2 separate regions of the Homo sapiens genome follow, and region 2 is linked to region 1. Evidence: read pairs that join two places in POLR2A ChIA-PET (ENCODE). Cell type or tissue: A673. All regions are shown on one strand. Links, peaks and the distances in the headings refer to the core of each region. The heading gives the core; the rest is flanking DNA. Region 1 overlaps DTNB (dystrobrevin beta). Region 2 holds the start of SELENOI (selenoprotein I).

Region 1 (16,591 bases), core at 4,793-7,292:
CCAAACCTCAGCATCACGCAATATACGCATGTAATAAACCTGCACGTGTATTCCCTCAATCTAAAATAAAAATTGGTCTGGGCATAGTGGCTCATGCCTGTAATCCAAGCACTTTGGGAGGCTAGAGCAGGAGGACCACTTGAGTTTAGGAGTTCGAGACCAGCCTGGGCAACATTATGGGGCCCTGTCTCTACAAATAAATAAATAAATGAATAAAATAAAAGTTGAAATTATTAAAAAAAGAATAATACTGACCTTATAAAAAGAGTTGGGAAGTGTTTCTTCCCTTTTTTTATTACCTGGAAGAGTGAGTAGAAATGCAGTTTTTCTTCTTTAAATGTTTAGAGATCTCCAGTACAGCCTTCAGAATGAGGAGCTTTCTTTTTTGGAAGACTTTAAAATGTAGATTCAATTTGTAATGGATATGGGTCTATTCAGTTTATCTGTTTCTCTTGAGTGAGCTTTGGTGGTTTGTGTTTTTCAAGGAGTAGTCTGTATATATCTAGTTCATTCAAGTTGTTGAATTCATGGACATAAAGGTTTTTAAATAATCTTTATTATTTCTGCAATGTCTGTAGAACCTGTGGTGATATCCCCTCTTAATATTGGTAATTTGTGTCTTCTTTTTTTTCTTAGTCAGTCTGGCAAGAGATTTCTATTGTTATTGATCCATTCAAAGAAGCAGCTTTTGGTTTTATTGATATTTTTCTCTATTTTTCTGTTTTCAGCATCATTAATTTCTGCTCTTATTTATAGTATTTTTCACCTTTTTCTTGTTTTGAGTTTAATTTTCTGTTCTTTTTCTAGTGTCTTAAGTTGGAGGGTTAGATTTGAGAACCTTCTTCTTTTCTAGTATAAGCATTTTTAATACTTACAATGTGAAATTACCCACCATTTCATTCCTCTCTCTAGGCTGTCTTCTTCCCACCCTGGCGGCAACCAGTGTTGTTATTTTCTCAATATCCTGTCACATATAGTTTATACATATGCAAACAAATATATTATTTTTCTCTCTCTTTTTTAACATAGTTGTTAGATAACCTTCTAACAATTATTTTGTTCTATACCTTGCTTTTTTCCCCTTAGTCTGCCTTGCATATGATTCTGTCTTTCATATATAATTTCTTATTCTTTTTGTGATAGCAGTCTTCACTATTAATGGACATTTTGGTTATTTCCAGTCTTTTGCCATTAGAAACATGCTGCAAAAAATGACTATGAATATGCACATTCAAAAACATCATTTTAGGCTTCTCGAGTGTGTAAATTCCATGTGAAAAGAATGGAACAGTTTTCTACCCCCTTTATTTCTCTCCTTTTTCTGTGTTTAGATAATGTGCTGTCTCTTGATAAAGGGCCTACTTGGTATAGAGAGAAAGAAAGAATTACATTAATTCTTCTGCTTGGTCTATCCAAATAACTCCAGGGATATTCAGACTTATTTTCTTAATAATTCCTTTATTAAGTATTAGACCAACATTAATCACTTTATTTTAGTGTATTATTTTTCTATTTAGAGATGAGGTCTGACTGTATTGCCCAGGCTGGTCCCAAACCCCTGGACTTAAGTGATCCTCCTGCTTCAGCCTCCTGAGTAGCTGGTACTACAGGCATGCGCCACAGTTCCCAGATATAATCACTTTAGAAGTCGATAGGATCCTAAGGACGGACTTCTTCTTGAAGGCATTTCCAAGGTGCTGTGCTTTTCCCTCTAGATTATTTTCAAACTCCTCAGCATTGCCAGTACCCTTGGCCCTCTGTATCTGCAGATTCCCATGTGTGGATTCAGACACCCATGGATATGGAGGGCCAACTCTAGAGGGGACTTGAATATCCGTGGATTTTGGTATCTGCAGGGGTCCTGGAAACAATTGCCCATGAATACTGAGGGCTGATTGTATATAATCCTTAGAATGTTATCAGTTCTTGTGCCACTGGTTTCACTTTTACCCACAAGCAGCTTTTTTTTCTTTCTTTTAGTAAGGAATATCAATAAGTCAACAAGTATTTATTTGTACCTATAGTATAGGCAGTGACTCATGTTTTGTTTGTCCTGCTCATCGAATAGTTTAAAATATAGAGTTTGAAAATATCCCTCAGTAAGAGAATGGATAAAATGCAGTATATTCATACAACAGAATGCTGCATAGCAGGATGAACTAATATATGTAACAACATAAAAAATCTTGTAGATATTTTGTTGAGTGAAAGAAGCCAGACACAAAAGAGTGCATACTGTAAGATTCCATTTGTATGAAGTTCAATTGCTGCCAAATCTGACCTATGATACTAGAAGTCAGGATAGATGTTACTGGGCTGGGTGCAGTGGCTCACGCCTGCAATCCCAGCACTTTGGGAGGCCGAGGTGGGTGGATCACCTGAAGTCAGGAGTTCTAAACCAGCCTGGCCAACATCGTGAAACCCTGTATCTACTAAAAATAAAAAGATTATCTGGGCATGGTGGTGTGCACCTGTAATCCCAGCTACTCGGGAGGCTAAGGCACGAGAATCACTTGAACCCAAGAGGTGGAAGTTACAGTGAGCCAAGATCACACCACTGCACTCCAGCCTGGGCAACAGAGAGAGATTCTGTCTCAAAAAAAAAAAAGGATAGAAGTTACCACGGTGGGAAGTGGGTTTAGGAAAGAGGTGCTTCTGGGTGCTAGTAATGTTCTGTCTTTTGACCTGAGTGCTGGTTAGTTACCTGGGTATTTATTTTGTGAAAGTTCATTCAGTGAACTTTAAATGTTCATGAGGGAACATTTTGTGAAAGTTCATTCATGAATTATGCACTTTTCTATAGGTTCATTATACTTTAATGAAAAGTTAAAAAGGATACCATACAGAATTAACTAAAGGCATAATCGTTGATCATGGTTAGAGCTTAAAATTATATAAAACCAGAGAGATTACTTACTTTTTCCTGGCACATATACTCTCTCTCTCTTTAAAGTGATCATTTAAAAAGTAATCAATTATGAAAGTGATAAATATTACATTACAAAATAAAAGGAAGTGTAGCTAAACTATTTCTTTAAAAATCTTTCAAGCCAGGTGTGGTGGCATGTGCCTGTGGTCCCAGCTACTCAGGAGGCGAAGGTGGGAGGATTGTTTGAGCCCAGGAGGTTGAGGCTGCAGTGTGCTGTGATCACGCCACTGTATTTCAGCCTGGGCGACAGAGGGAGACCCTGTCTCAAAACAAAACAAGACAACAACAAAAAAAATATAGTTCACCTAAGTCAGACTTCACACTGCTTAGACTGAGGACAGTCTTTGGAAACAGTAACTTATGACATCTACAAAATTTATCTCATTATTTTTGAGATTTCTGTTCCTTTTATTATTAATTAAGGTCAGTGTCTTTTCATGCACTTAATAGTCATTTGTATTTCTTCCATGTCTATTTTGTGTATGTGAATGCAGCTTCCCTTTTTCTCTTGTGTCTTTTTTTCTTTTCTTTTTATAAAGTTGATTTGTTTTGGGTCAGTGGTTCTCAATTCTGGCTGTTTTGAATCACTTGGGGAACTCCTAAGAATTACCAGTGTCAACGCCCCACCCTAGGCCAAATAATTAGGATCTCTAAGGGTTGGGCCTAAGCCTTGGTATTTTTAATTTTGTGTGTGTGTGTGTGTGTGTGTGTGTGTGTGTGTGTGTGTGTGTGTGTGTACATTCTATTATGGAAATGTTTATGCATAGCAACATATATAACAAGTTTTTTTTTTTTTTTTGAAAGAGTTTCGCTCTTGTTGCCCAGGCAACAAGAGATGATGCTATCTCAGCTCACTGCAACCTCCGCCTCCTGGGTTCAAGCAATTTTCCTGCCTCAGCCTTCTGAGTAGCTGGGATTACAGGCATGCGCCACCACACCTGGCTAATTTTGTATTTTTAGTAGAGACGGAGTTTCTTCATGTTGGTCAGGCTGGTCTTGAACTCCCGACCTCAGGTGATCTGCCTGCCTCGGCCTCCCAAAGTGCTGGGATTACAGGCGTGAGCCACTGTACCCGGCCCATCAGGCATTCTTAATCCCACTCTGGACTTCAGCAATAGTTTCTTTTGTTGCTTCATCTTTGTGGGCCACTTTACTTCAGGTTAGAAGCTGTATCCATCAGAGTTCTTAGTTGTAAGTAATAGATACCATCTCTGGCTAATTAATTAAAAGGGTGACCCACAGATTCTGTAAGTAGGTTGGGAAAGTAGGCTTGAAAACTACACTGCTAGGAACATAGTGCAAAATGATTGCACAGAACTCTCATGAAGACACCTCTCTGGCCACAGACCTTGCTGCTTGTGCTCCAAACACCACTGATGCTGGGCTCTGGGTGCTGCCCCAAGAATCATTATCTCTGCTGCCCCAGAACACTGAATGTAGCTGCCCCTACTGCTGCCATCCCCACTAGGTGGATTCTTCTGGAGTTCCTGCTTCTCCAAGTTAATATTTACCCCCTTGAAATCTAGCATAGTGCATTTTATTGGTGGAGCTCTGTTATGTGCCCCTATCCTAGTTTCAGAGAAAGATGAGAAAGCAAATATATGTTTTTTTTTCCTTCTTTGTACTTTAGTAGTGGAAAGTCTACTTGTCCCATAAGGTAGGGTGTGCTTAAATGTAGACTCAGCTTTCAAGTGCTTGGTGTCAAAAAAGAAAGTCCACTGTAAAAGCTCTGTATCAGTCTTAGAAACCCATTCCTTTTAACCTAATGATCTATCTTATAACCACTAGCTTTTCTTACATAATGCAGTAGATATTTGATGCAGGAATATGCCTTATTTATGGGTGCCATATTGCTTTGTACATGGAGCTGTATCTTTATTTCTGAAGAACAATATATTTTAAAAACCCCATTCTAATTTTAGCTAGTTGCAGTCATTCCTATTTTGTTTTATGAATAAACTCAAGGAGATGTTATAGTTAAAAGCTCAACTGTAACAAATATTGATATTTCCTGGTGGTGTTTTCACAGATAATTTTCTAGCGTATAGGCTATTTGCCTTTTTTCAGGTGTGATCTTTCTGTATATAAAGACAGTGTGGAAAATGGGAAACACTGTATTAGAACCATTGTGGATATAAATAGGATGATACATTCTTTTTCTAAACAAAGAAGGTATAGCTCTCATTATTGCAAAAGTGTTTTACTCTAAGTTACAATGAAACATTGTGAACACAAGCTTTTAAAAATTAACACAAAAAGCACATTCTTGGCTTACCTGTGATAACTTTAACAACCAACTAGTGAAGTTTTTATCTGCTGTGAAACCAGGGCATAGTTGAGTGAATGAAGCCGTGGACACTTTGGGTCAGGGGCCTCGGTGATATTGTCTTGGTTCTGCTGGTGGTGTGCAGCATTACCTTAGGTGATTCATTTATGTTCTTCTACATTTCGTCTTTCCAGTTCCTAAAGAAGAATTAATGTTACTATCCCTTCCTCTTCACTTTTCTTACAGTGGTGTATTAGAAGATCTGAGACAGGTGTGATTGAGCTTCTTAGAATAAACACGTGGTAACATAAAGGTTGTTACAGTAAAAACAAAGATGAATGTACTATAAAATCTTCATAGTAAGATGCACCCTGTTGTTTAGTATGTAACAAGAAACCATTGTTGTAATATCCTGATGTAAGGTTATGTTTCTGAATTATATTCAAACCAGGTGGCCCCTCAGTTTTGAATACTTAAGAACTACAGCTGTGGATTTAATGGGTTTAATTAATAGGAAATTCACTTCAGGTTCATCCATTTGACCTCTGCTACATAGCCAACAGAAATTACATAGAATGTTTCTAAAACTTCCAGAAAATTCAGGCTAGCTTTAGCATTCTTCACCTAGCATAGGTGAAGTCTTAATTCTACAAATGAAAAAAAAAAAATCCAGGGTTTCTAAATGTGGTAAAATTGTAACAGACAAGGTCAGGAATCAACTTACTGGGTTGCTCAGTATTTAGTGATACATTCGAGTCCTTTTGTGGTTTCAGATAGCAATTATTTCTAATATAATTTATTTTGCAGTGAGGGCCGAGGCAAGTTGACGGTATTTTCAGTTAAAGCTATGTTAGCAACCATGTGTGGTGGAAAAATGCTGGACAAATTGAGATGTAAGTATTTTCATATTATTTGAAAAATGCCATTTTCAAATTAGGACTTTTAAATGAATATTGTCAGAATTTTGAATGATGTTATATTGAGCTTTTAAAAAAATTACCATGTCACTCACGCTGCAGCAGCTGGCTCACAGTAGGTGAGTTATGCCACCTACTGTTCAGATGGAAAAGTTGGTTAATTTAATTTATTGTTAGTCCTTTTTAGTGAGAAAATGGAAAAGACTCAGAATCATAATGCTGACATTTAAAAACTTATTTTAGAAATGTTTTCCACATTATTAAAATTATGCTTGAAAATGATTATATTGAGAACTTTTAGTTAAAGTAAATTTGATTGCTTTTACTGAGTTCGGTCTGGTTTAGCTCTTAATAACTCCATTCTTCATCAGGTGATGTTTGCTGTGATTACATTATTCCTTACTACTCTAGAGTCAGCCACAGTTATTTAGAAGCTGATGACCTGTTTTTTTAAAAAAATTCCTGTTATCTTTGCTAATTTTTTTTTAACCATTAGTCATTTTGGCATTTTACCATTCATTAGATACTATAAGAAGGTGATTAGATGAAATCAAAAGAGATGAAATTCACAACTATTTAATTTTGCTGCTTATGGTTTTTATTTATTCAGTTATTAGTTATTAACTCCCTAAGATATGCCAAGAATTGTGCTAGGTGCTTTACATGTATTTTCTCATGGAATCCTTAAAATTCCTTTGAGCAGCAGGTGATATTTTCTTCATTTTATCGATGAGTTAACCAAGGGGGCAAAGCTGGGGTTTTAACTCAGATGTCAGAGCCCTGTTCTGAGCTATGTGATTGTGCTCCCCTGTGCTAGTGCTGTAGCAGGAGACACACGTGTAATTTCAGTACAGTGTTCAGAGTGCCATAAAGCAGTAGCCACAGAGTAGGAAACTGGATGCCAGCTTTCAAGGGATGAGACTGAAGTCTTAATGAGGTAGTGTGGTAGTGTGGTACCCTGTGAGCCCGGATTTGGATGACTGAGTCCTTGCAATATTCCTCCATGCCCTTTTTTTTTTTAAATTGAAAGATACAGAGGTTTGATCAGATTCAAGTATTAATACAAGTTTTTCGGCAAGATTACTTCATAGGTGTATTTGTTTTTTGTGCTTTTTCTTACTTTACCATGACACTGAAAGTTGGAAAGCTAGATGGCCCATTAGATATAGATTTAGATATTCCAAAGAAAGATCTTAATGTATTTGGTCAACTGTTATCCAGTTTATCTTCATTTCAAAGTTAGCTGCAATATAGAACATGTTTTTGGTAATAAGAATTATGGTTTTATTTAAATATTCTTCTGAGGTTTTTCACATGGTATATCCCAAAATATTCTTTGGGCTGAAATTCCTTTTATATTTTTGTAAAATATAAAAATATGTTTTTCTGAGGAAGATAATATGTATGAAAGTATATTTCATCAAACACAAAGAAAAGTTGTAGTCTTGTCTAATTTTTAATGATGCTGATACCAGATAAAGAATATATATACCATCTTTATTAATATTGGGGAGACTGGTTGAAAAATACAGTAGTAGAAAAATACATTAGCAGAAAATTAACTGTATTCTAGATGACTCTGGAATCTTTAAATTTCTTTAAAGTCTACTATATTTACATAGAGCCAGCTCACCTGGCATATGGTAAATACTTAAAATTTTGTCAAATGTAAATTGTTGATTGAATAATAAAATTACTCCAGTTCTGCGTTATAACTGTTAGTGAAAAGGCGCAAATTCTAGTTCTCGGTTTGGAAGGGATCCAGGTGATAGCAGTTTTTTTGATGTGGCTTCTGAACTTTTTGGAGGAACACGAAGTGACCAAGATTGAAGTGGTGCAAAAGCCCACGGGCCAAGCCAAAGGTGACATGTCAGCATGCTCAGGACCCCAAGTCATTGCAATAGTGTTTGGATGGCTGTGATACAGACTGTGCTGGGTTACCAATCACTGTGTTTATCTGATTCAAGTAGATTTCAAGTGTGGTTTATCTTTTCCTTGCTAAAAATTATAGTTTCTCTGCTAGTTGTAGGTCTGTTTCATTATTTTTGTTGTACTGTAATTATCTTGGCTTGGGCTTGAGATGTTCAACATAAGTAAAATACTTGGGTAGGGAAGCCTATCTCTACTTTTTAATCTTCCAAGGTGGAAAACACTTTAAAATGTGGCTTGCCCCTTCCATTTTAAACAGAACTTGGCTGGGTGCAGTGGCTCATGCCTGTCATCCCAGCACTTTGGGAGGCTGAGGTGGGAGGATCACTTGAGGCCAGGAGTTTGAGACCAGCCTGGGCAACGTAGTGAGACTGTGTATCTATAAAAGCAATTTTAAGGCCGGGTGCAGTGGCTCCCGCCTGTAATCCCAGCACTTTGGGAGGTTGGGGTGGATCACCTGAGGCCAGGAGTTTGAGACCAGCCTGGCCAACATGGTGAAACCTTGTCTCTACTAAAAATACAAAAATTAGCTGGGCATGGTGGCACATGCCTATAATCCCAGCTACTCGGGAGGCTGAGGCAGAATTGCTTGAGCCCAGGAGATGGAGGTTGTAGTGAGCCAAGAGCATGCCACTGCACTCTAGCCTGGCCGACGGAGTGAGACTGTCTCAAAAAAATAAATAAATAAAAATAAAAGTAATTTAAAAAGTTAGTTTGGCATGGCAGTACATACCTGAGGTCCCAGCTCCTCAGGAAGCTGAGCCAGGAGGATCACTTGAGGCTAGAAGTTCGAGGCTGCAGTGAGCTATGGTCATGTCACTGCACTGCAGCCTGGGTAGTGGAGTGAGACTGTCTCAAGAAAAGAAAGAGAGAGAGAGAGAGAAAGAAGGGAGAGAGAGAAAAAAAAGAAAAGAAAGAAACGAGAACTCACTGATTATACTTTTAACATTTTCATCTCTTAAGGATGCCATTTTCTGATGCATTTAGGATTTAGGGCTGATTGTGAAGCTTGGTTTGTCTACTCCTCCTATTTTGAGACTATTATGCTTTTTCAGTTCTTGAGTTTTTTGTTGTTGTTGGTGGTGGTGGTGGTGGTGGCGGCAGTGGTTTGTGTATGTCCTTTATCACTGGCAAATATGATGTTATGTGTTTTTGGTGCTCCACTCTCTGGAAATCTCTCCTTGCTTCTGACTTACTACTTTTAATATGCTACGGACAGAGAAGTAATAACCAAACCTCTTAGCATTCTATTTAAAATAAGGATTTAAAGTGATTGTTATGAGAGAAGCACTTGAGCTTGTGTAGTATGATTGTTAGCTTTGGCTATTTTCAGAACCTTTCCCTCCTTGTTTTCTGGTTCTCAGCAATGTCCTACTTAGTTGAGGTGGCTGAATAATTGTGCAGCCAAAAGAGAGAAGTAACACTGTATTGTAACAGCAAATGATCTTTGATTGTTTATTCACTTTCTCATACCTAATTATTCCATTGTTTTGGTTCTTCTTGTTTGCTCCAACCTCCTTCTACTGACTGGACTCTCTGTTGTTACCTCTATTAATGCTCCTGTTATATTAAGTTTTCTCATTTATGGAATGTTTTAGCATTTCTACTTTTTTTTTTCTGCTTTGATCTTCCTGCTTTTTACTTTCTTAGAATTTTTCCTATGATTTTCTCCTCTCTACCTTTTTTATTTGACATGGGGTTTTTGGTTTTAGTATCAAGATAGCATTTGAATGACTGAACAAATATTTGTACTTTCTGTTTAAAACATTTCTTAGATTTTTCAGATTTGTCTTAAGAGAGTTTCTGTCTCCAGGTAGCATTCATTTACAGAGATGGTTCATTGTTGTGGCCATTAGAGACTATGTCCTAGATTCGGAGGTAACTTTTATCAGGATTCTAAATACCAATGATTTATAATCGGAATATGGACTTTAATTAAAAGCACAATCAAAATTCAGTAATGTCAGAAACCCAAAATATAACTCAAGGAAACAAAATTTGTAGACTGTAAAGCCCATTATGTATTAAAACATGCTTAATTATCAATTAATTTGACTGTGCAATTTATTTACTTTAATTCTGCTATTTGTTTTCGAAGAAATTTAGTCTCCTTATTCAAATTGCATCTGGTTGCACTAAAAGGAGCAAAAGATTCATAAATTTATTTTAAAATTCGTTAAAAAGCTGGTGCTACTATTTTGAAAGGCAGTTCAACAATATGTATCAGGAAGGCTTTAAAAAGATTCATATTCATTCACTCAGTCTACTTCTTGAGTTTATCCTAAGGAATTAATCAGAAGTGTACCCCAAGTTTTTTGTATATTGCAACACTTATATGAAAACTGGAAACATCTTTAGTGTCCAAAAGTGAGAACTCAGTTAAATTTTGGGACACCCACATGATTGAATATAATGCCTTTAAAAATAGGTTTTAGATCAAAATGCATAAGTGTAATGTAGTTTTAAACAAAAATTTGCTGTGCACATAGAAAATAAGAAATATACCAAAATAATAACAGGGGTTTTTCTCTGGGTTCTAACACAATGGTTTTATAATAATAATTTATATTATTTATCTTTTTGCATGTTTTTGATAGACCACACTATCAGCAGTCAGAGAAAAGATGACCTGAGATTCTTTCTGTTTTGGTCAGAATTGACTATTCCTACTGATGTTTCAACTGTTTGCTTCCTTCATGTTTCATTAGCAGACTGTAGAAGGGCCTCCCTTTGAAGTTACAGTTAAACAGTTTCACCTGTTCAGATTTTAGACTCCTCTGCTGTAGTTTTTTAACCACCCATGGCTGCATAATTATCCTCACTGGTTTCTGTTAACCATCCCTTCTCCTCAGTAGATGGAAGTGACTGTTTAATCTAAATGAGTGATGGCTAGATTTACATTTTTCAGATAACCAAAATGTTTTAGAAATGGAAGGAAGTAAAAGATAAGCCTTAAATATGTATTTTATGAATAAGGGGAAAAAAAGAAGAAAAAGGAAAACAAAAACCAAAGGAGGTCTGGAGCCTTGTCTCAGGTGGTTCCTGGCTGAGTCAACACCAGAAGCCCAAGGCATGCAGACTCCCACCCTCCAGCCTCATTGCAGCTTAATGATGTGGCATATTAATAAGTTTCTTTTTTTTTTCTTTTTTCTTTTTCTTTTGAGATGGAGTCTTGCTCTGTTGCCCAGGCTGGAGTGCAGTGGTGTGATCTCGGCTCACCGCAGCTTCCACCTCCCGGGTTCAAGTGATTCTCCTGCCTCAGCTTCCCAAGTAGCTGGGACTACAGGCGTGTGCCACCATGCCTGACTAATTTTTGTATTTTCAGTAGAGGCCGGGTTTCCCCATGTTGGACAGGCTGGTCTTGAACTCCTGACCTCAGGTGATCCACCTGCCTTGGCCTCCCCAAGTGTTAGAATTACAGGCATGAGCCACCGCACCCCGCCAGTGGCATATTAATGAGTTTCGAACTACAGTATGCACTCGGGCCTAGTTGTGTTTAGGTATTTATCAACATACAGATGTGTGTGCATGGTTTTGTGGGTTAGGTTGCTGAGCTGGTAGAAAGATGACAGGCGATGAGAGTCATTTGCCAGGGAAAGCAAACATGTAAAAGAAAATGGCTTTCTGTTTATAGACTCATTTCTTCAGTCTAAACAGCCCTTTCATCTGCAAAAAAAATAGGTGGCTAGTCATGTGGGGATGAAAGGGGAGTTGAAATAGATGGATAGATCCAGCCAGTAAAACTAGGGTCATTATCACCAGGAAAAAATCAAGACATATGTGATGATGGTGGCTCACTAGCATTTTTTTGCTTATTACACAAAAGATATTATAGAATATTTTAAAAATTGCATACACATGTACATTTAAGGGCTTGATTGTGGGTTTTTCACAAGGGAGAAAGCTTCCTTTTTAGCTGGAAATAACTGTTAGGGAATTAGCATACTTTCAGAGGTGTATAAATAGAAAGAGAATTACTTGGGAAATTAACTGGGGATGTGGGAAGTAATTTAGTCCCTTAATACCAGGAGGGTTTAGGGCTTTATTTAATTAGAGTACTAGTTTAATTTTTAAAATATTTTCATTAAATTTTATTATTTTATTCACTTCTTTGATAAGATCCTTTTATATGTACATAGGTAAATCACAATAACTTAGGTTGATTGTTAAACTTCATTTAAGATTTAAGAATTAGCAATCATTTTTAAATTGTTTTTCTTAGAGATAAAAGCCTATTCACAAAAAAATTGTTTTAAACCCATAACTCAAGAAGTAATGAATTATTTCACTGTGCCTTCAGTTTTGGGGTCTAGCAGTATGTCTCATTAAAGCAAATAGACATGTTTCCACTTCTCTTATTGTAATATAGGCCTGTTATAGTTTCTTATGAATAAAAAATTTTGTATTACTTTGAATCTATTCATATGACGTAGTAACTAAGTATAACTGAAATAATACTTTTTTGTGGGAGTGGTTAGTCATTTTACTATCCAGTCACTCCTTTTTATTACTCTGAATGAGTTAGGTATAGATTCGTTGGTGTGGGTGTATACCTACACATTTTTGTGATTGTGAAGCTATACATATATATATTAATGTACTTGAAAGCTAAAGTCACTGGTCCTGAATATTTCCACCACTAGTGGCCACAGGTTAATTACTCATTAGTTAATTAGTTATGAATACACAGAGTGGCGATAGAAAACTTGACTGAGAGTGGCTTAAGCAGATTGGGATTTATTTTTCTCATGTAAAAATAAGTCCAAACGCTGAGAAGTTCAAAGTTGGTACCCTGACTTATGGCTGTCCTCACAGACTTCACTTCTTCCCGTCTTTCTTCTGCCATATGGCCTTCGTCCTTAGGATCAAAAGATGTTTGCCATATCCCAGGCCTCTGTACTTACTCCAGGCAGAAGGAAGAAAGAGTTGCCTCTATGAAGAAAGCAAAGGGTTTTCCAGACATCTACTCCAGCATTGCAATGTGCAAAGGAGGCTGAGAAGTCATTCGTTAAGTGGCACATAGTCATTCCCAGCAGTCGGGCTCAGCTAGTGAGCGAGAAGGGGAAGAAGATACTGAGGCACCTGGCAGTGTCTGCCACCTCCCATGTTGACCCTTTGTTTTCATTCAGATTCAATGAACGATTATTTTCCTCCTTGTAAGACTAGCAGCTATTTATTTATTTTTGAGATAGGGTCTTGCTCTGTTACCCAGGCTGGAGTGTAGTGGTATGATCAGAGCTCACTGCAGCCCCCAACTTCTGCACTCAAGCGGTCCTCCCCCTTCAGTCTCCTGAGTAGCTGGGAGTACAGGCACCTGCCACCATGCCTAGCTAATTTTTTTTATTTTTTGTAGAGACAAGGTCCTGCTATCTTGCCCAGGCTGGCCTTGAACTCCTGGGCTCAAGCGATTCTCCTCTGCCTGGGCCTCCCAAAGTTCTGGGATTACAGGTGTGAGCCACCACGCCTGACCAGCAGCCAGCTATTTAAAGGTTAAATCATTTATGTTCTTCCCTCCTTTGAAGAGCATCATTTATTCATATCATTGGTAACATTTTCAAAGTTCTCTATCTGCAGTCTAGAACTGTGGTCAAATATTGTTTCTAACTGTCTGCATGGTAGTTCCACTTAAAAATTTGCTAGTTTGGGCCAGACACTGTGGCTCACACTTGTAATCCCAGCACTTTGGGAAGCCGAGGCGTGCATCACGAGATCAGGAGATTGAGACCATCCTGGCTAACACGGTGAAACCCCGTCTCTACTAAAAATACAAAAAATTAGCTGGGCATGGTGGCGGGCGCCTGTAGTCCCAGCTACTCAGGAGGCTGAGGCAGGAGAATGGTGTGAACCCAGGAGGTGGAGCTTGCAGTGAGCCAAGATCACACCACTGCACTCCAGCCTGGGCAACAAAGTGAGACCCCGTCTAAAAAAAAAAAAAATTGCTAGTTAGTTCAAACAGTAATGTTCAAAGCTAAGTGTAATATCTTTATCTTTGATTTGCTTATGTCAATCAGGATTTGTCATCATTTCCCCAAACTAGAAACTTAAAATAATCCTAACTTTTAAACTTCCTTTATTCCGTAATCTAGTTTGCCATCAACTGCAGTTCCTTGCATTGAAATGCCTTGGACTTGGCCTCCCCTGTCCCCGCACACACTGTCACTGCTGTAATCCAGGCTCCCCCACAACCTCCTTTGTGCATTGTTTACAAGGTTTCCTAGCTGGTGTCTCCAATTCCATTCTTTTTCTTTTATTCATTGTGTGCCGGTCATTAACAGTCTAATTGCCTTGAAACCTAGCTTTCTAAAAATTTGATCTCTACTTAAAAGTTTTTAAGCTAAATCCAGATTGCTTCCCTCTTTCATCGTTTTCTTTTATAACAGAAATACTCTTCCTATTCAGTCTTTATTTTTCTTTTTTTCTCACTATAAATTGGCTGTTGTAGAATTTTTTCTTCAATACCCTGTTTCCTGCTTATCACCGGTAAGAGATACAGGCTGCATGCTCCTGTCATAGACTTTTATCCTACTCTTCTTTAGTGCCCCCCAGTCCCTATCCTCAACCTGTTTTGACCCCATCATTCCAGATCCTCTCTTTCAAGGCCTAGCTTCCAAATGTCTTTATTTTAGAACTTGACAATTCCTGCTTATGTGTTTTTGTATCTATTCTAAATTATATTTTGAAGGAGTGTGGTGTAATGGTATTTATTTTGGAGTCAGATAGGTGTGGTTTTAAACTTGATTTGGCCTCTGAACTTTTTGACCTTAAGCAAGTTAACCTTTCTAAGCTGTAATAGTAGAGTAATGCTTAGTGTTAGAGTTTGTTGCATGAGAGCAAAAACCCGGAATAACAGTATCGTAAACAAAGTTGAGGTTTAATTTTCTCTCACATAAAAGAAGTCCAGAGGTGGGTAGTCCAGGGCCAGTATGGTAACTTCATGTTCATCTGGGATTCACACTTTGTCTTTTTTTTCCCCTACCATTCTAGAGTGATTTCTATATCAAGATTGAGATTACCACATAGTGCAAGATGGCAGCTGGAGCTCCAGCTATCATAGCTGCACTCCAGGTAGAAGAAGGAGGAAGGGAATAAGGAACAAGTGGCCTGCTTTTTTGGCTCAGTTAGGTTTGTTTACCTAGTCTTCTGGAAGTCCCCTACAACCCTTCTGCTTACAAGCTCATTTTAGCTAGAAGTTAGTCACATGACCGCTACTTGCTGGGAACTTGCAACTTGTTAGTTGGTACATTACTGCACAAAATAAAATTAGTGTTCTGTTACTAAGGAAGAAGAGGATAATGTGGCTACTGGCAGCTCAGCATAGTTAACTGAAGTGGCGCCTAGCACATGGTGGGGCTTATCATGTATCTTTTTGCCTCTGTTTTTTCTGTTGTCAGCTCAAATTCTTCTCTGTTTCATGTGTATCTTATTTTTCCAGCTACATTGAAAGTTTCTTGGGGGATAAGGACCATTTGTCATCTTTCTCTGTTATGGTTCTAAACACCTAACAGAGCGCTTGCACTTGGACCACATAATAGGAACTTAATATGTATTTGTTAATTAATTTATTTTACTTTCTACTAGGGTCATCTTTTAGTCTCTTGCTGGATTTTTTCCCCCATATGGGTATTTAATACTTTTCCATCAACTGTAAACTAGCAGCTGTCATGAGAGGACACACTGAAGATTTTCATTCCTTTGGTAATTTCTTCTTTTCTAATGCCTTAAAAATTGCCCTGTGGATCAATAACCTAACATTTTATCTTTCTTTAATTAGTGTATTCAGAAATTTTTTTTGACCTGATGCTTCAGTATAAATTCCCCAAAATTGAATCCAAAAAGTAATGCATGTATGTATATTACATATGTCTGTTAAATAGGTATAGATCTCTACTATACCTCTTCACTGTGAATATATAGAATATGAATTTTCTTTTCTTTTTTTTTTTGGAGACAAGGTCTCACTCTGTCACCCAGGCTGGAGTGCAGTGGTGTGATCATGGCATCACGGCTCACTGTAGTCTTGACCTCCTGGGCTCAAGCAGTCCTCCCACCCCAGCCTCCCAAGTAGCTGGGAGTACAGGTGCACACCACTATGCCTGGCTAATTTTTAAATTTCTTTTGTAGGGATGAGGTCTCACTATGTTGCCCAGGCTGGATGAATCTTCAAAATGCTATGTTTGAAAAGTCCTCAGGAAATGATTTTTCTGTGCATATTTGACTTACTAATGTTTGTAAGGAAGTTCAACAGATTGAAAAACTGCCTACGTCACATTTCTTTGTTAAATTCTTTTGACTTCTGGTTTTCTTTTACTCCCCAACTGTGGATGAGAAGAGAGGAATGATTGGAGACAGGAACTCCCTGCAAGCAGATAAAGTTGGAGTAATATTACTGGAAGATTCTTTCTCATCTGCTTGACCTGACTTAATATAAAAATAGGGTCTTACAGTATCAAAGTGTCTTGGAATAGAAGACTTTAGATGAGTTACTTTTATTCTGCTTTGGAACTCATTAGATAAATATTTTAAATATGCTCTATGGCTCCTTCAGATGTG
Region 2 (16,591 bases), core at 9,482-11,981, 740 kb before region 1:
ATCTATCAGGCTAGGGTAAGCTAGAGCCCTCAAAACTGCTTGAGGACCACAGGCTGGGTTTGATAGACTCGTTCCATGAAAAACCTCAGAGCTCAGAGATGCCTAACCTTATACACCATTGTATATCTGACCCTCATTTAGGAGAAGACGTAAAACAGTCATCGGGCCTCATTTTACAGGCCTCAGATCACCAAAAAACCAAAACAAACAAAAAAACTCACCAACTCATTACTTCCAGAAGCAACCCAATTCAAAGTTAAAACAATTTTTCTATACACTAACAAAATCCTCCCCTGCCCTATATCATCTATCCTGTGTTTTCATTTTGCTCTACAAGTTAAGCAGTCTAATTTTTCTTTTTTTTGAGACAGAGTCTCACTCTGTCACCCAGGCTGGAGTGCAGTGGTGTGATCTCAGCTCACTGCAACCTCTGCCTCCCGGGTTCAAACGATTCTCCTGCCTCAGCCTCTTGAGTAGTTGGGATTACAGGCACCCGCCACCACACCTGGCTAATTTTTGTATTTTTAGTAGAGTCGCGGTTTCACCATGTTGGTCAGGCTGGTCTTGAACCCCTGACCTCAGGTGATCTGCCCATCTCAGCCTCCCAAAGTTCTAGGATTACAGGCAAGTACCACTACACCAGGCCTAATTTTTCTTCTAAACTACAGTCTTTCAAATATTTGAAGACAGCGCTCCCTGTCACACCTAAATCTTTTCATCATCTGTTCCTATACTCCTTTTTGCCATGGTTTCAGTCTCCTTCGTTATCTAGGTCTAGTTTAATACACCAGGGGTTGGAGAGCTTTTTCTGTAAAGGTCTATATAGTAAATATTTGAGGCTTTGCAGGCCATATGGTCTTTGCAACAAATACATAACACTTGGAACAGGAAAGCAGTCACAGAAAATATGTAAGCAAATGGGGCTGGCGGTGTTCTAATAAAACTGTATTCACTAAAACAGGCAGACTGGGGGCTTCAGTTTGACAACCCCTGCTTCAGACAATCCAATTTGTTGTTAAATCAACACAAACATGTGGTCTAGGGCAAAAGGAGCATTTCAAGTGGTATATGAATAGGAAGCAGAACATGACTATAAGCCCCTCTTCCTTGATAACTTATGCTGCTCAAGATATTATTAATTCCCGGGACAACTAAATCATACTGCAGTCACCTGAACCCCCTCAGGCCTTTCTCACGTGGACTGCAAAGCCATCTTTCTCTATGCTAATATGAGCTTGACTACTGGAATGCAGGTGTGATACTGCATCTAAAGTTTTAACATTTCATCTTGCTAAAGTCAACTCATTTCTGCCCTCTCCAGATTTCTTCTGATCCTGGCTTGGTTATCCAAGGAAATAGCTATTCCTACCAAAACTCTCAGCATATAAATCTGGTCATGCTAATAATGCTTTCACTTAAGTCTCTGTAAAAATGCCAATCAACGTAGACCTTCTAAATATTTCCCTCAAGACTGCTATTATGGACCGGGCATTGTGGCTCATGCTTGTAATCCCAGTGCCTTGGGAGGCTGAGGTGGGGTGGGGGAATCACTTGAGCCCAGGAGTTTGAGACCAGCCTGGGCTATAAAAGGTTTTTTTTGTTTTGTTTTTGTCTTCTTTTGAGACGGAGTCTCACTCTGTCACCAGGCTGGAGTACAGTGGCAGCGATCTCGGCTCACTGCAACCTCCGCCTCCCAGGTTCAAGCGATTCTCCTGCCTCAGCCTCACAGATGTGCACCCCATAGCCTGGCTAAATTTTGTATTTTTAGTAGAGATGGGGTTTCACCATGTTGGCCAGGCTTGTCTTGAACTCCTGACCTCAAGAGATCCTCCCGTCTTGGGCTCTCAAAGTGCTGGGATTGCAGGCGTGAGCCACTGCGCCCCACTGAGACTGGGTAATTTATAAAGAAAAACAGGTTTAATGGACTCACAGTTCCATGTGGCTGAGGAGGCCTCACAATCATAGTGGAAGGCGAAAGGCATGTCTTACTTGGCGACAGGCAAAGAGAATGAGAGCCAAGCAAAAGGGGTTTCCTCTTATAAAACCATCAGATCTCATGAGACTTATTTACTACCACAAAAACAGTATGGAGGAAACCGCCCCCATGGTTCAATTTCTCCGAATGGGTCCCTCCCACAATTCGTGGGAATTATGGGAGCTACAATTCAAGGTGAGATTTGGGTGGGGGCACAGCCAAAGCATATCAGCAACAAAGCAAGACACTGCTCCCCACACCCCTTAAAAAATAACCACATGTACACAATTTGTGATAAATACTACAAAGGGAATTATCCGAGTATTATGTAAGAAGAGGACAAGGGGACAGAAACACAGGGAAGAAGGCCATATGAAGAGGGAGGGCAAGCTTGGAGTTACGCTGCCACAGGCCCAGGCAGGCCAGGAGCTACTGGAAGCTGAAATAGAGGCAAGGAAGGATTCTCGCCTAGAGCTTTTGGAGGGTGTGTGGCTCTGCCAATACCTTGTTTTTCTACACTTCTAGCCTCCGTAACTATGAGAGAATTAAAATTCTGTTGTTTAAAGCCACTCAGTGTGTGGTAATTTTTATGGCAGCCTTAGGAGGCTAGTAAAGATGGTAACCAGCTCCCAAAAAAGAAGAGAACAAGTGGAGCAGGAAGTGTGCCTAGTCAGAGTGGTCAGAGGCAGCTTCTAGAAGGCGACATTTAAGCTGAGTCCTAGATGAGAAGGCAGTCAGGTAAAGAATGTATGAGACACAGTAGTGAGTGGAAGGCTAAAGACAATGTGCTTTCATAGATTCCACTTATATGAAGTTCAAAAACAGAATTGATTTATGGCAAAAGAAGTCCTAACAGTAGTTTGGTGAGAGGGACTGATGGGGACCTTCTGAGGCACTAGAAATAATTCTGTATCTTGAGCTGGGTGGTGGTTACATGGGTATATACACATGTAATAAAGCAGTAAATTATACACTTAAGATCTTAATGTATTACAGTATTTATATGTAATTTTTACCTAAAAAGGAAAAGAGAGAGAAAACGAAAGACTGTATGACTCACGTGTGTGTGTGTGTGGAGGTAGGGATGTAATACATGCCAAGAAACACCTTCAAGGCAGGAGAACAATAACATGTACAAAGACCACCAACAGAAGTATCAGAAATGCTGAAGGAAGGCCAATGGAGCTCCAGCATCATAAAGAAGGGTGATATAAAATGAGACTGGAAAGGTGGGCAGACATCACCTGGCAGGACCACAGGGAGTTGGATTTTATTCTAAGAACAAAAAATGGTCCTTAAGAGGACCATTCTGAACATGATGTAGAAAATGGACTTGAAGGGGGTAAAGTACAAACTAGAGACCAGTTAGAAACTATTATAGTTTATCAGGCAAGTGACAATTATGGGTTTAGTCTAGGAGCAGTACAATGACTTGTAAAATACTTTCTAAATATGCTGTGAAGTGTCCATTTTTGAGAAGATTAGAAATGAGTCCCCCTTAATTTAAGAAGGAAATTGGCTCTAACATAAGGAAAACTATGAAAACACCTTCTTGGACCTAAAAGTATGTCCTTTATACATGTATTTAAATCCCTTCTATGTACCAATAAGAAAACTGAACTGACACATCTTTGCACTAAATACTGAGCTCTGGACAACTTAGTAATCACACTGAGTCCACTGCCCCAAGTAATGCTCTACTATCTATTAACCAGGCATGGTAGTACACGCCTGTAGTCCCAGCTACTCAGGAGGCTGAAGTGGGAGGATCACCTGAACCCAGGAGTTTGAGGCTGCAATGAGCTATGACATGTCACTGTACTTCAGCCTGGGCAACAGAGGGAGATCTTATTTCTAATTAAAACAAAACATCGCTAAACTTAAAATACAAAAAAAGTAGGGGGAAGGATAATTAACCCTAGGACAGAAATAAAAAGTTTTTTAATGTACTTTTAATCAATACAAGACTTGAGGCCAGGAATGCTGGCTCACCCAGGCAAGGTGGCTCACGCCAATAATGCCAGCACTTTGGGAGGCTGAGATAGGCAGATAGCTTGAACCCAGAGCTTCAAGACCAGCCTGGGAAACACAGAGAAACCCCATTTCTACAAAATAATACAAAAATGAGCCAGGTGTGGTGGCGTATGACTGTAGTCCAGCTACTTGAGAGGTTGAAGTGGGAGGATCACCTGAGCCTGGGGAGGTTGAGGCTACAGTGAGCCGTGATAGTGCCACTGCACTCCAGCCTAAGCAACAGAGCGAGACACTCTCTCAAAAAAAAAAAAAGGGAGAGAGAGAGAGAGACTTGAAGAACTACGCCCACAGAGAACATGACTCATTGAGCAAGGAGATCTAATTTCAGTGAATACCGTCGTTTACATCTAACAAGTCGGAGAGAGGAGGGTGGCAATAGGAGACTGGAGAATTAGAGCAATGAGACAAATACAAGCAAGTCATGATGACAAACAGGTTTGCTTGCTAGACTTTAAGTAAGCTCTAACAAGATGAGAAGATATGGCAAAAGGAGGCGTCATTTAGTGAATGAACTTGAAATCTTTGCTGAGGAATTTGGATATCAAACACATGGAAGCCACTGCTGACTCTTAAATAGGGTGCAGTATTTGAGAAAAATTATTTATTGTCTCTGTGCTATTACATATAATTATTCTTTTCAGAAGAAATCTGAAGCCAAAGACTATCTGGGGGACCCAAGCTAGACAGACTCCTTATTACTCTTTCCAGCTGTCCATTACGTTGCCACCCTTCACTTCCTATCTGAAAATAGTTTCTCTTGGTATAACCACCAGGGATGTGTATAAGTGTGGATATATTATATGCTAGCCAATGTTCATTTGTGCAGGGAATCACAAATGTCAAGTTTTATTTATTTACTCAGCACTTATACAGCACTATGTGCCAGGCACTTTATAAATTTTAACTCATTCAGTTTTCAGAATTATCCTATGGGGTAGGTACTACTCCATTTCACAGATGAGGAAACCTGGTTAGATTAAGTTACCTGCTAAGTATCACACAGCTGGTATGTGGAAACTTTTTAACGTAATATTAGTCCAAAAGCTAATTATTTAATCAAAAGCCTTTTATCTCAAATAGAGCTAATCATAAATGAAATGGTCTTTATGCTCAACTAAATGCAAGACTAGTAAATTCAGGCCCGCTTGCCCCTACTAATAATTTTAAACCAGGGAAAGAGTAAACAAAATCAGGTTTTTTCCACTACATTTTCCCCATCTGCGTACATTAGATACACATCCAATTAAGCATGCCATTGAAGGTCTTTATTCTAATGTTTATATATCTTACACAAAAACAGCCAGTACCGCCAGGCGCGGTGGCTCACATCTGTAATCCCAGCACTTTGGAAGGCCAAGGCGGGCGAATCATGAAGTCAGGAGATCAAGACCATCCTAGCTAACACGGTGAAACCCCGTCTCTACTAAAAAAAAAAAACAAAAAATTAGCCGGGCGTGGTGGCGGCCGCCTGTAGTCCCAGCTAATCGGGAGGCTGAAGAAGGAGAATAGCGTGAACCCAGGAGGCGGAGCTTGCAGTGAGCCGAGATCGCACCACTGCACTCCAGCCTGGGCGACAGAGCGAGAGTCTCGAAAAAACAAAAACAAAACAAAAAAACAAAAACAAACAGCCAGTACCTACAAGGCAGAGTTTATATTTCACTCTTAGTTTTGAGAGGCAGAATAGCAGGAAGAACATGGACTCCAGACTGATTGCCTGAGTTCAAATCTCAGCTCCACCACTTACGAGCTGTGGGACCCTGAGCAAATTACTTAAATTTTCAGTGTCTCGGTGAAACAGGGAAAATAGTACCTCTTTCTCAGATGGCAGTTGTGAATATTAAATGAGATAATACACATAAAGCACTTAAAGCAGTGCCTGGCACAGAGTATACAATATATAAATGTTTGCTATCATTATTATTGTTATTCAGTATTTATGATGATAATGCTTTCCCTCACTGAGCTCCCAAGGCTCGGCCTGGTCACTTACACACCCGCCACTTCCTTGTGCTTCTAACATACCAGGGTCTTTCCAGTCTCTGTGCCTTGGTTCCCACGGGTGTCTTTGAATGGCACACCTTTCCCCGAGTTTCCCGTATGCAGTAGGCAAACTCTTATTTAGCAAAGAATTTCTTAATATTTAAGCACTACAGCAGTTAGAGAAACAAGCCATCATCAGTGAACTGTTATTTCAGAAGGCAGTAAAAGATCCAATTCAAGATGTTTCCTCCAAATAGCACCTAAAAATGTAGTAGCCATCTTCTTACCACTAAATCTCTCCCCTTCTGCAGTTTTCCACCCATCCTTCTTGTCTCTGCCAACTGCAGAAATAATTCTTTCTGCCAGACATATATAAATCACTATCTAAGACAACTAGAATACATTTCAAGCCTTATTAATGTACTTACAGGGAACAGAGGGCAGTTCCCCAAATCTAGTCAAGGTGACAAAGGTACAATTAAAGATAAGTTATGCTTCAATTAACTGTAATGGATCCAGGCAATGCCATAATTAACATATTGTATTGTAGTCAGCTTGTAGTCATAATAAATGAAAATCAAAATATCAAGAATTTCTCATGTTCTATTGAGGCTCTAAAAGGAAAAGTGTTCGTATCTTTGAAATTTTTACAGAAATGTCCTCTAATAGAGGACAACTCATTCACAAATGAGATTTCTTTACAAGTTTTCTTTGTTTTAATTCCAAGTCCATAAGCCACACTTTCATGTGGTCCCATCCAAGAGAAGTGACCTGTGCAAAACACTATTGTATTTTTTTAAAAAATTATATATATAAAACAGTATGCTGTTTCATAAAACCCTGCCTCAGTGACTACCACTTCTATCCACCCAGTCATCCTACCAGAACCTGAGTCATCCTAGACTCCTCCCCGTCTTTTATGTGGCCCTCTACACCACCTCCAGCTAGTCAGTCACCATGTTCTGCCAATCTTGTATCTTCAAATCAAGGATCACAGGGATCTAGCAGGTAAACTGAACAAAGCATTCCTGCATAAAGCATATGCATTGGTAGAGAAGTGGCAAATTAGAGAGCAAATAAAAAGAGGGCAAGCACTATTCAGCATCAGCTGATTCTTGTCAAGAGGAAGTTCAGGGCCAGTATAGTCCAATATTCTGGTTTTTTTTTTTTTTTTCAAGAGAATCCAGAAATCTGGACTTTTATGAGAAAGACACTAATTTTTTTTATTATTATTGAGATGAAGTCTCGCTCTGTCTCCCATGCTGGAGTGCAGTGGCACGATCTTGGCTCACTGCAACCTCCACCTCCCAGATTCAAGCGATTCTCCTGCCTCAGCCTCCCAAGTAGTTGGGATTACAGGCACACACCACCATGCCCAGCTAATTTTTGTATTTTTAGTAGAGACAGGGTTTCACCATCTTGGCCAGGGTGGTCTCGAACTCCTGACCTCGTGATCCACCTGCCTCGGCCTCCCAAAGTAACTGAGATTACAGGCGTGAGCCACCGCACCCGGCTAGAGATACTAATTTTTGAAAGAAAGCAAGTGTGGGCCAAATTAAACATAACTGTTGGCTAAATTCAGTGTGCAGGTCAACCTGTTTTGACGTCTATCTTTAGAATCCCCACTCCTTCCTTTTTATCCCCACCCCTTAGTTCAGGCCTTTGACATTTCTTAACTTAGTTTTATGCAGAAGCATCCTAAAAGGCCTCCAGAGCACCTCTATCTCTCTCCATCTTCTACACGCTGCCAGAGTGAGCTTCCTAAAATTGAAATGTGATCCTGTCTAGATTTCAATTTTAAACAGTGGCTCCCCAAAACCTATAGCACTATAATGTGCCTAAGAACCACTTAAGATATTTGGCTTTTTTTTCTTCTCTGAGACAGGGTCTCACTCTGTCACCTAGACCAGAGTGCAGTGGCGTGATCTCAGCTCACTGCAGCCTTGACTTCCCAGGCTTCAGCAATCCTCCCACCTCAGCCTCCAGAGTAGCTGGGACACAGGTATGCGCCATAACACCCGGCTAATTTTTGTATTTTTGGTGAAACTGGGTTTCACCATATTGTCCCAGCTGGTCTCAAACTACTGGGCTCAAGCAATCCACTTGCTTTGGCCTCCCAAAGTGCTGGAATTAAGGCCTAAGGCACTGCACCTGGCCTGAGGTATTTGTTAAAGATGGAAATAACCGCAATCTATCCAATCTGTATCTCCCAAAGAGAGCCAGGAATTTGCTAAAGACCCTCCCGAAGTGATTCTGATGCCAACAGTCCTTGAACCACACAGTGATCTACAGGATCAAATCCAGAAGTCCTTTACATCAAATCATTCCCCTCTGACAGCACCCCACCTCCCTCTCCAGTCTCATCTCCTGCCACTCCACCATTATGTCTAAAGACCTTATCTAACTTCTTGTGGTTCCCAGAAAATACCGAGGCCTTCATCACTTTACACTCCATTGCTCTCTTGTTCCATAATGCCTTTCTCCCCTCTTAACCTGGTAGTACAGTCTGATTTATGACAGTTTCACTCGTAATTTTTCAACTTTACGATGGTGCAAAGGCAACACGCATTCGGTAGAAAGTGCTATGATATTCTCTCAAAATTCTGGGCAGCACAGCGAGCCACAGCTCCTAGTCAGTAATGCAATCACAAGGGTGAACAGGCCAGGTGTAGTGGCTCATGCCTGTAATCCCAGCACTTTGGGAGGCCAAGGCAGGCGGATCACCTGAGGTCCGAAGTTCAAGACCACCCTGGCCAACATGGCGAAACCTGTCTCTACTAAAAATACAAAAATTAGCCGGGTGTGGTGGTGCGTGCCTGTAATCCTAGACACTCGGGAGGCTGAGGCACGAGAATTGCTTGAACCCAGGAGGTGGAGGTGGCAGTGAGCCGAGATTGTACCTCTGCACTCCAGCCTGGGCAACAAAACGAGACTCCGTCTCAAAAAAAAAAAAAAAAAAAAACAAACAAACAGTGAACAACCAATTCTCTACTGCACTGCCAGATGATTTTGCTCAAGTACAGGCGAATTAATCTAAGTGTTCTGAGCACATTTAAGGTAGGCTAGGCTAAGCTATGATGTTCAGTAGGTTAAGTGTATTAAATGTATTTTTGACTACAATAGGTCTATCAGGAACAGAAACCCATCATAAATGGAGCAGCATCTCTCTCTCTCTCCTTCTCTCTATATAATATAAATATACATATTCATCTTTCTAGACTGAGCTTTGCCTTCACCTCCATCCCCTGAAGGCTTTCTCAACTCTAGCTCCCACTCCCTGGAAGCTGCCTCCTCTCCTCTTCCATAGCAGCCAGCACTTGCCTAACTGGACTTATTAACTTTTTATAACTGTTCATTTACATGTTCACATGCCACCAAACTGAGTTATTTGAAGACAAGAATTTCAACTTAGCTTAATTTTGCAGCCCAAATGCTATGCCTGACACTGAGTAGACCCTCAATAAATGCTTGTTGAATAAACAAAATCAAACTGTATGATGGCCAGGCACGGTGGCCCCTGCCTATAATCCCAGCACTTTGTGAGGCCAAGGGAGGAAGATCACCTGAGGAATTCAAGGCTGCAGTAAGCTATGATCGCACCACTGCACTCCAGCCTGGGCGACAAAGCAAGACCCTGTCTCTAAAAAAAGATAAGAATGAAAATAATTTTTTATGAAATTTTCAGGAACTAGTAAGGTTAAAGGCCAGATTCTGGTTCTTTAGTATTACCATTAAGATGCAAACACAATCTCTCTTTACCACCTCTAATTGTAATACTAATAAATTCACAATTATCATGATTCCTATAATCAGGCTGTTGTTGAGAGCCAAGTTAATTAATTACCATAATATCAAAAACCAGTTCATCATGAAACTATATATATATTTATACACACACACTTTTTTTTTTTGAGTCAGGGTCTTTCTCTGTTGCTCAGGCTGCAAAACAGTGGCACAATCATAGCTCACTGCAGCTCAACTTCCAGACTCAACTGATCCTCCCACTTCAGCCTCCCAAGTAGCTAGGACCATAGGCACGTGCTACCATGCCTGGCTAATTTTTTTTTTTTTTTTTTTTTTTTTTTGTGGAGATGAGGTCTCACTATGTTGCCCAACTTCTATCCTCAAGCCATCCTCCCACCTCAGCCTCCGGAAGTGTTGGGATTACAGGCATGAGCCACTGTGCCCAGACAAATAACTTTCTCGAACCAACCAAACAAGATATTTCACAGAATATTTCCTCCCTTAGGCAAAATGATACAATTTCAAAGTAGCTGCTACACTATCAATTAAAACTTTGCCTTCCCAAATGATGAGCAAACCAGGACAAAAAAAAAAAAAAAAAAACCAACTTGCAGTTTCACCCTTAGATAAGTGGGGAAAAATCCCTCAACTATAAAGACCTGTCCAAGGGCTGGGCACGGTGGCTCACGCCTTTAATCCCAACACTTTGGGAGGCCGAGGTGGGTGGATCACCTGAGGTCAGGAGTTCGAGACCAGCCTGGCCAACATGTGAAACCCTGTCTCAAAGAAAAATACAAAAATTAGCCGGGCATGGTGGCAGGCGCCTGTAATCCCAGCTACTCAGGAGGCTGAGGCAGGAGAACTGCTTGAACCCGGGAGGCGGAGGCTGCAGTGAGCTGAGATCGCGCCACTGCACTCCAGCCTGGGCGACAAAAGCAAAACTCCATCTCAAAAAAAAAAAAAAAGACAAGTGTGGTGGCTCATGCCTGTAATCTCAGCACTCTGGGAGGCCAGGGCGGATCACCTGAGGTTGGGAGTTCGAGACCAGCCTGACCAACATGGAGAAATGCACCGCTACTAAAAATACAAAGTTAGCCAGGTGAGGTGGTGCATGCCTGTAATCCCAGCTACTCGGGAGGCTGAGACAGGAGAATCGCTTGAACGCAGGAGGCGGAGGTTTCAGTGAGCTGAGATCGCGCCATTGCACTCCAGCCTGGGCAACAAGAGCAAACCTCCATCTCCAAAAAAAAAAAAAAAAAAAAAAAAAAAAAAAAAAAGCCTGTCCAAAACAAAGGATGGGTAGAGGCAAAAATAAGGCTGAAATCCTTCAGTATAATTCTCTGAAGTTACCTTAGTTAATAAGCAACAGAGAACAATGGCAGTTAAACCTGATATCTTCACATTTAAAATACAAAAGCACCCTTTCAATATCCAGACATAGAGCTCCTTTTTTTTTTTTAACCATACTTCCAAAATGGTTGATTCTTTTACATTCTCATTCCTTCAATATTTGTTTAGCACTTACTCTGTTCATGGTACTGTGCTAGACCTCAGTCATGTTATTAAAGAAAAAAAAAAAAAAGTCAGCCATAGGGCCTGCCCTCTTAAAGCTCACGTCCTAAAAGAGAAAGTAGACATTCAACTAATAGTCAACTAACTGTTTAATACAATTGCGTTAAGTAACACAATAGCGAATGCAAGTGTCAATACATAACACAGAATCCATCCCACGCTCTTCCATACCAAAAATCAATTGTCTTATAGTTTCCTGCTTCAGAAACCTAATTTCCACTCCCCGTGTGCACCCCTTTCAGCAGTTATTCTGTATATCTGTCAGGTTTCCAACTGTAGCTCTCAGATATACCTCTAGGGAAGATAAATTAAACTACTTCAAAAGTAATTTTTCCACCAACTGCTTTTGTAGTGTCAGTTCTTCTTTACATCCCTCTTATAAAGCATCACATGAGGGAATACAAAATATCTTTTGAGTGTTTTCAATCTTTACCCATTTATGGGGAAAAAAGACTTTTTAAAATAAGCATTTATAAAGCGCTTACTATCTGAAGACAACATAAGGGGAACGCAACGATAAGAAAAAAAGATCTGTGAGATTTGTGTTCAAGCAAAACTGATCCCATGGATTTTTCCTTTGGATACCACTGGATTCATAATTTTAATATAAATGCAGTATTGAGTAATTGCAATAGAAGAATATTTAGGTTATAAATGTGTGCTTTTTTTTCCCCAAGGAAGCCTCATTATAACTAAAATGATATCAACAAACTATTTTAGTGAACATTGGACGCTTGCTAAATCGACCTTTGTTTTCCAGGATGATAGGAAGTCATCTGCTGTCAGATACAGGAACTTATATAATAAAAAAGGGGGAAAGATCAGAACAGAAAATTACACGAAACTTCTAGTAAATTAAGACACTTATTTAGTTGAAAATATAAATCTAGGGAAGATTCTTTATAAGAAAAAGGAGATTTCCTATTATAAACACTGCTCCCATTGAAATAGCTATTTTATTGGCACTTAGAAAGTCAGACCCTAGTAAGGAAGAAAATGTTTTATATGTCAATATTTACCCTGCAGAACAGACAACAAAAGGGGAGTAGAGCTTAAGGCAAAACAGGAGGTATCTGGGTTAACAGCCTTCTAAAATGAAAGTTGAAAAGCACTGGCCCGAGTTACCAAGAAGGCTCTGGACCCTCTTTCCACTTAAAATGTTAAGACAAGTCATCACCTCGGTTCAGAATGGTATGGCACAATACGGCTTGAAAGCAGAGAAACATGCTATGTGACCTTCTAAGGACCCTTGCTTTTTTTTTTTTTAACTCGAGTTAAACAAAATCCATTATGACTTTTTCAGTTATTCATTCATTCCACAAATGCTTACTGGGTGCCTAGTATGCACATAGCACTGTGCTTAAGCCATGATGGTCCACAAGAAAACTCTAATGAGTTGGGCATTATATTCTAATGGCGAGACACGCTAAAGCAGCAATTCCATAAACGAACAGAGCGCACATTTAAGGGGGAAAGGGGCACGTAGGGAGGGCTTCTTTGAGGAAGCAATATTTAAGCTAAGATGTGAAGATGAACGGGTAACAACAAGGATGAAGGGTTAAAGCCCATATTTCAGGCTTGGTCGACTGGATGGTTAGAGTCATTCATTGGTAAAGGAACTGCGGATGGGAACCAGATTTGGAGGAAAGTTAACCACCCGCATTTATTTACTGGGGTCCTAGTATGTTGCCAAGCGCTTCACAAATTCCTCTAATCATTTTGCACAGCAGAAGCTATTACTTTCAGTTTCATACACAAAAGAGAGGCTGAGCGGGGTTAAAATGACGTGCCCAAGACGAAATAAAGAAATCTGACTTTTGTAATCAGGTTTGTATGTGCTCGAAAGCCCGCGCTCTTTCCACTCCACAGCTCCTTCCTGTGCACCTCCCTTTCATCTGGTGGCCCTAGCGCCACAAGCTGCCGCTTAGGAAGTCCCTGCCGGGAGCAGAAGTGGAGACATCAGCAGGATGGCATCGGCAAGTCGCTCCCCTCCCGGGCCTCATCTGCCAAACGATCATCTCCTCCTCCGAAGTTGTATGCATGACAGGCGAGTGGAAACTTCACTAAAATGAAGGCGATTGACACAACAGAAGGAACTCCATCCTTTCGGGGGCTTACGAAAATAATAAGTTTAAAAAAAATAGGAAGGGAATTCCCTCGCTCCATGATCACTGAGCGCTCTCCTAAGGAAAAGGAAATCTCCCGGGGGGTGCCGACTACGGGCGGCGGGCTTAGGATGCTCCCACGCTCCCCGACCCCCAATCCCCAGGACCCGCAGGACCTCCGGAGGAACGCCCGCCAGCCCGCCCGGAGCCACGCGGCACAAGGTGACACGGACCGCGCCGCGCGGGCCCCTCAGCCGCCTGGGCGAGGCCGGGAGCAGGGAGAGGGGCATCCGCCGGCCCGCGGTACCTTGTACTTATCAAAGCCAGCCAGCTGCTCCGGGCTCACGTATTCGTAGCCAGCCATGACGACCCGAAAACTGAGCGCCCACTCGGCAGCGACTCCCGGCTACAAGGCTGTGACACACAAGCACCACACCGGCTGGGCAAGGATGGCAAAGACTGGGCTGCCCGAGAAGGTAGGAGAGCCGCGCTCCGCCCACCGCGCACGCGTAGCCGCCTCGGCCCCTTCGGCCGCCTCTCAGTGCGCAAGCGCAGCCCACGCTTCTCCCCGCCCATCGAGGGGGGGTTGCTAGCCCGCTCGAGCGGCCCGTCCCCCGACACTGCTGTTGTCCAATCGGCGTGGATCAGGCAACACTAAGTCCCGCCTTCCAGCTCTCTTCGTCGCTTCATTTGCTAGCGTCAAAATTGGTGAGCTGAGGTAAGGCAAGAGAGGGGGTGAAAGGTCAATTTCCCAGCGGGCTTTGCTCCCGGTCCCGGGGGAAGGTGGGATTTCTGTGGTATCCGCACTTGCGTGGTGATCTGGGGTATACCGTTTTAGTCTTGGGGGTAGAGTGACTGCTTGCGAACCAGTTCAGCAGTGCCTCAGGTAAGAGGACTTAGTTCTCCCGCTGCAGCGAAGTAAAAGAGGAAGGAGGTCTGTACCGCGAGCCGCTCCCAGCTCCTGGTGCGGTGCGCTGCGTGCCGTAGAAATTTAGTAAACGTGGTTAGATGTAGAGAAGGCCGAGCTGCTGCCGGGGCCACGGGAGTCTTTGTGCGGTCAGCAGAGGGACTTGAAAGACAGGTGAAAGGACATTGGAGACAAGCCCCTCAGGTCTATGTTGCTTAGGAACCTTGGACCGCCTCATCGCACTCCGCTCTATCAAACCGTTCCAAATTAAGATTGCTGGTGTCTCCCGACCAGATAAAAGCAGTGATCTCTCAGTCTCGACGAGTCCTTAAATGCGTTTGCAAGAGGTGTTTTACATAACTGGAGCCCAGTTAATTGTAAAACAAACAAACAAACAAAAAACACTAGATCAATGGCTAGTGAGTATCTACTAATAAAATTTTATAATAGTTGCTGCTTTTTATTGAGCGCCTTCTGTGGGGAGAACTTCACATACATTATCAACCCCATAACAACACTGAAGTGAAAGGCATTATCCCCTTTTTCAGATTAGGCAGCCTGCCCAGAGTCACTTAGTTACGAAGCTCGGAAATGATCGACCCAACATGAAATGAGTTCTGTGTTATGGGAAACCACTACTTCAGGGAGCCTTTCAGTCTCTCTGGGTCTCTGAAATAAGGGCGATTATTTTGAGATACTTTTATGTTCATTCGTTTAACAACTATTTATTGGGGACCCGAGATATGCCAAACACAGTATTATTACTACATGTCTAATCTCCCCTCCTAAAGCATGATTCTTAGAAAGTAATAGATAATCTTATACCTGGTATATGGTAGATAATAAGCTTCTCCCCGCCCCCTGAGACAGGGACTGACTCACCCAGGCTGGAATGCAGTGACGTGATCACGGCTCACTGCAGCCTCGACCTCCCCTGGCTCAGGTGATCTTGCTTCCGTCTCCCAAGTAGCTAGAACTACAGGCGCACACCACCACACCCGGCTAAATTTTTTGCATTTTTTGAAGAATGGGCGCCCGCCAACCAATAAACTTCAGTGTCCTTTATCACACTTGCCCTCGAGGGCAGTATTTGCATCTTATACATCTTAATTTTCCCCATGTTCCATAACCCAGGGGGCTTGCAAATAATACATGATCAACGTATTTTATTGAATGAATGAGCAAAGATCTCTTTGATATGCTGTGAAGTACCAGTTTTGAGAAGAACATTAGAAATGAGAGTCTCGGCCAGGCGCGGTGGCTCACGCTTGTAATCCCTACACTTTGGGAGCCTGAGGTGGAGGGATTACTTGCGATCAGGAGTTTGAGACCAGCCTGGACAATATGGTGAAACCTCGTCTCAACTAAAAATACAAAAACTAACCGGGTGTGGTGGCACGCGCCTGTAGTCCCAGCTACTCAGGTTATTGAGGCAGGAGAATCGCTTGAGCCTGGGAGGTGGGGTTACGGTGAACCGAGATTGTGTCACTGCGCTCCAGCCTGGGCGACAGAGCAAGACTCCGTCTCAAAAACAAAACCAAAAAAACCCTTCATACTTGTAAAACTTAGTTAATTGTGGAAAGCCATAAAATGTGACTTCAGTGCAAGCTAATAATAGTTTATAAACTGCACTTATTGTTTATCAGTTCAGATATAAGCAAACTCAAAATGACATGATTGATTCTTAAAATTGTTTTCTACCTCTGATATTTTCTTTAAAAGCACTTTTTAAAACAGTAACTTTTAATTTTGTGAAAGCAGTTACAATTTGCTGCTTCTCTGCATAAGGTTGTAACAAGTTTGAATCAATTATAAATTCATCTGATAATTTATAAGCTGAAGCATAACCCAGAAATTGGTTTATACTTTGACATGTTACTGGCTGTGTAATCTCAGACAACTTACTTCACTTAGCCCCAGTACTCTTTTTCAAAAAGAGGGTATTTGGGCCGGGCGCCGTGGCTCACGCCTATAATCCCAGCACTTTGGAAGGCCGAGTCGGGCGGATCACGAGGTCAGGAGATCGAGACCATCCTGGCTAACACGGTGAAACCCCGTCTCTACTAAAAATATAAAAACAAAATTAGCCGGGCGTGGTGGCGGGTACCTGTAGTCCCAGCTACTCGGAAGGCTGAGGCAGGAGAATGGTGTGAACCCGGGAGGCGGAGCTTGCAGTGAGCCGAGATCGCGCCACTGCACTCCAGTCTGGGTGACACAGCGAGGCTCTGTCTCAAAAAAATAAAAAAAAAAAAGATCATTTGATCCTAAGATCTA

The links. Peaks named below come from ENCODE experiments on the same cell type or tissue, not always from the same donor. Only the 100,000 strongest peaks of a DNase experiment are listed, where the experiment ranks them.
Region 2: POLR2A ChIA-PET joins it to region 1 with 13 read pairs; 2 of 35 experiments call an interaction of 5 or more read pairs at or near these places.

Annotation. Positions count from the first base shown.
Region 1 is chr2:25,596,733-25,613,323 of GRCh38, reverse strand. It overlaps DTNB (dystrobrevin beta), which reads left to right. Exons shown (of 21, transcript NM_021907.5): 5 at 6,003-6,088. Among named protein-coding and RNA genes, the nearest start is that of DTNB, 69 kb to the left of the region's middle. RefSeq lists silencers at 8,513-8,746, 11,428-11,477 and an enhancer at 10,898-10,947. In A673, for the core only: a CTCF peak has its summit at 6,255 (motif pointing left); no DNase peak of the experiment used is centred there.
Region 2 is chr2:26,343,416-26,360,006 of GRCh38, reverse strand. It overlaps SELENOI (selenoprotein I), which reads right to left and starts at 13,864. Exons shown (of 10, transcript NM_033505.4): 1 at 13,718-13,864. The coding sequence starts at 13,774. It overlaps ADGRF3 (adhesion G protein-coupled receptor F3), which reads left to right and starts at 13,218. Exons shown (of 14, transcript NM_001321971.2): 1 at 13,218-13,886. The coding sequence starts at 13,773. RefSeq lists enhancers at 12,960-13,059, 13,172-13,939, 14,260-14,399 and silencers at 13,600-13,649, 13,710-13,769, 13,820-14,049. In A673, for the core only: no CTCF peak of the experiment used is centred there; no DNase peak of the experiment used is centred there; H3K4me3 peaks cover 495 bases.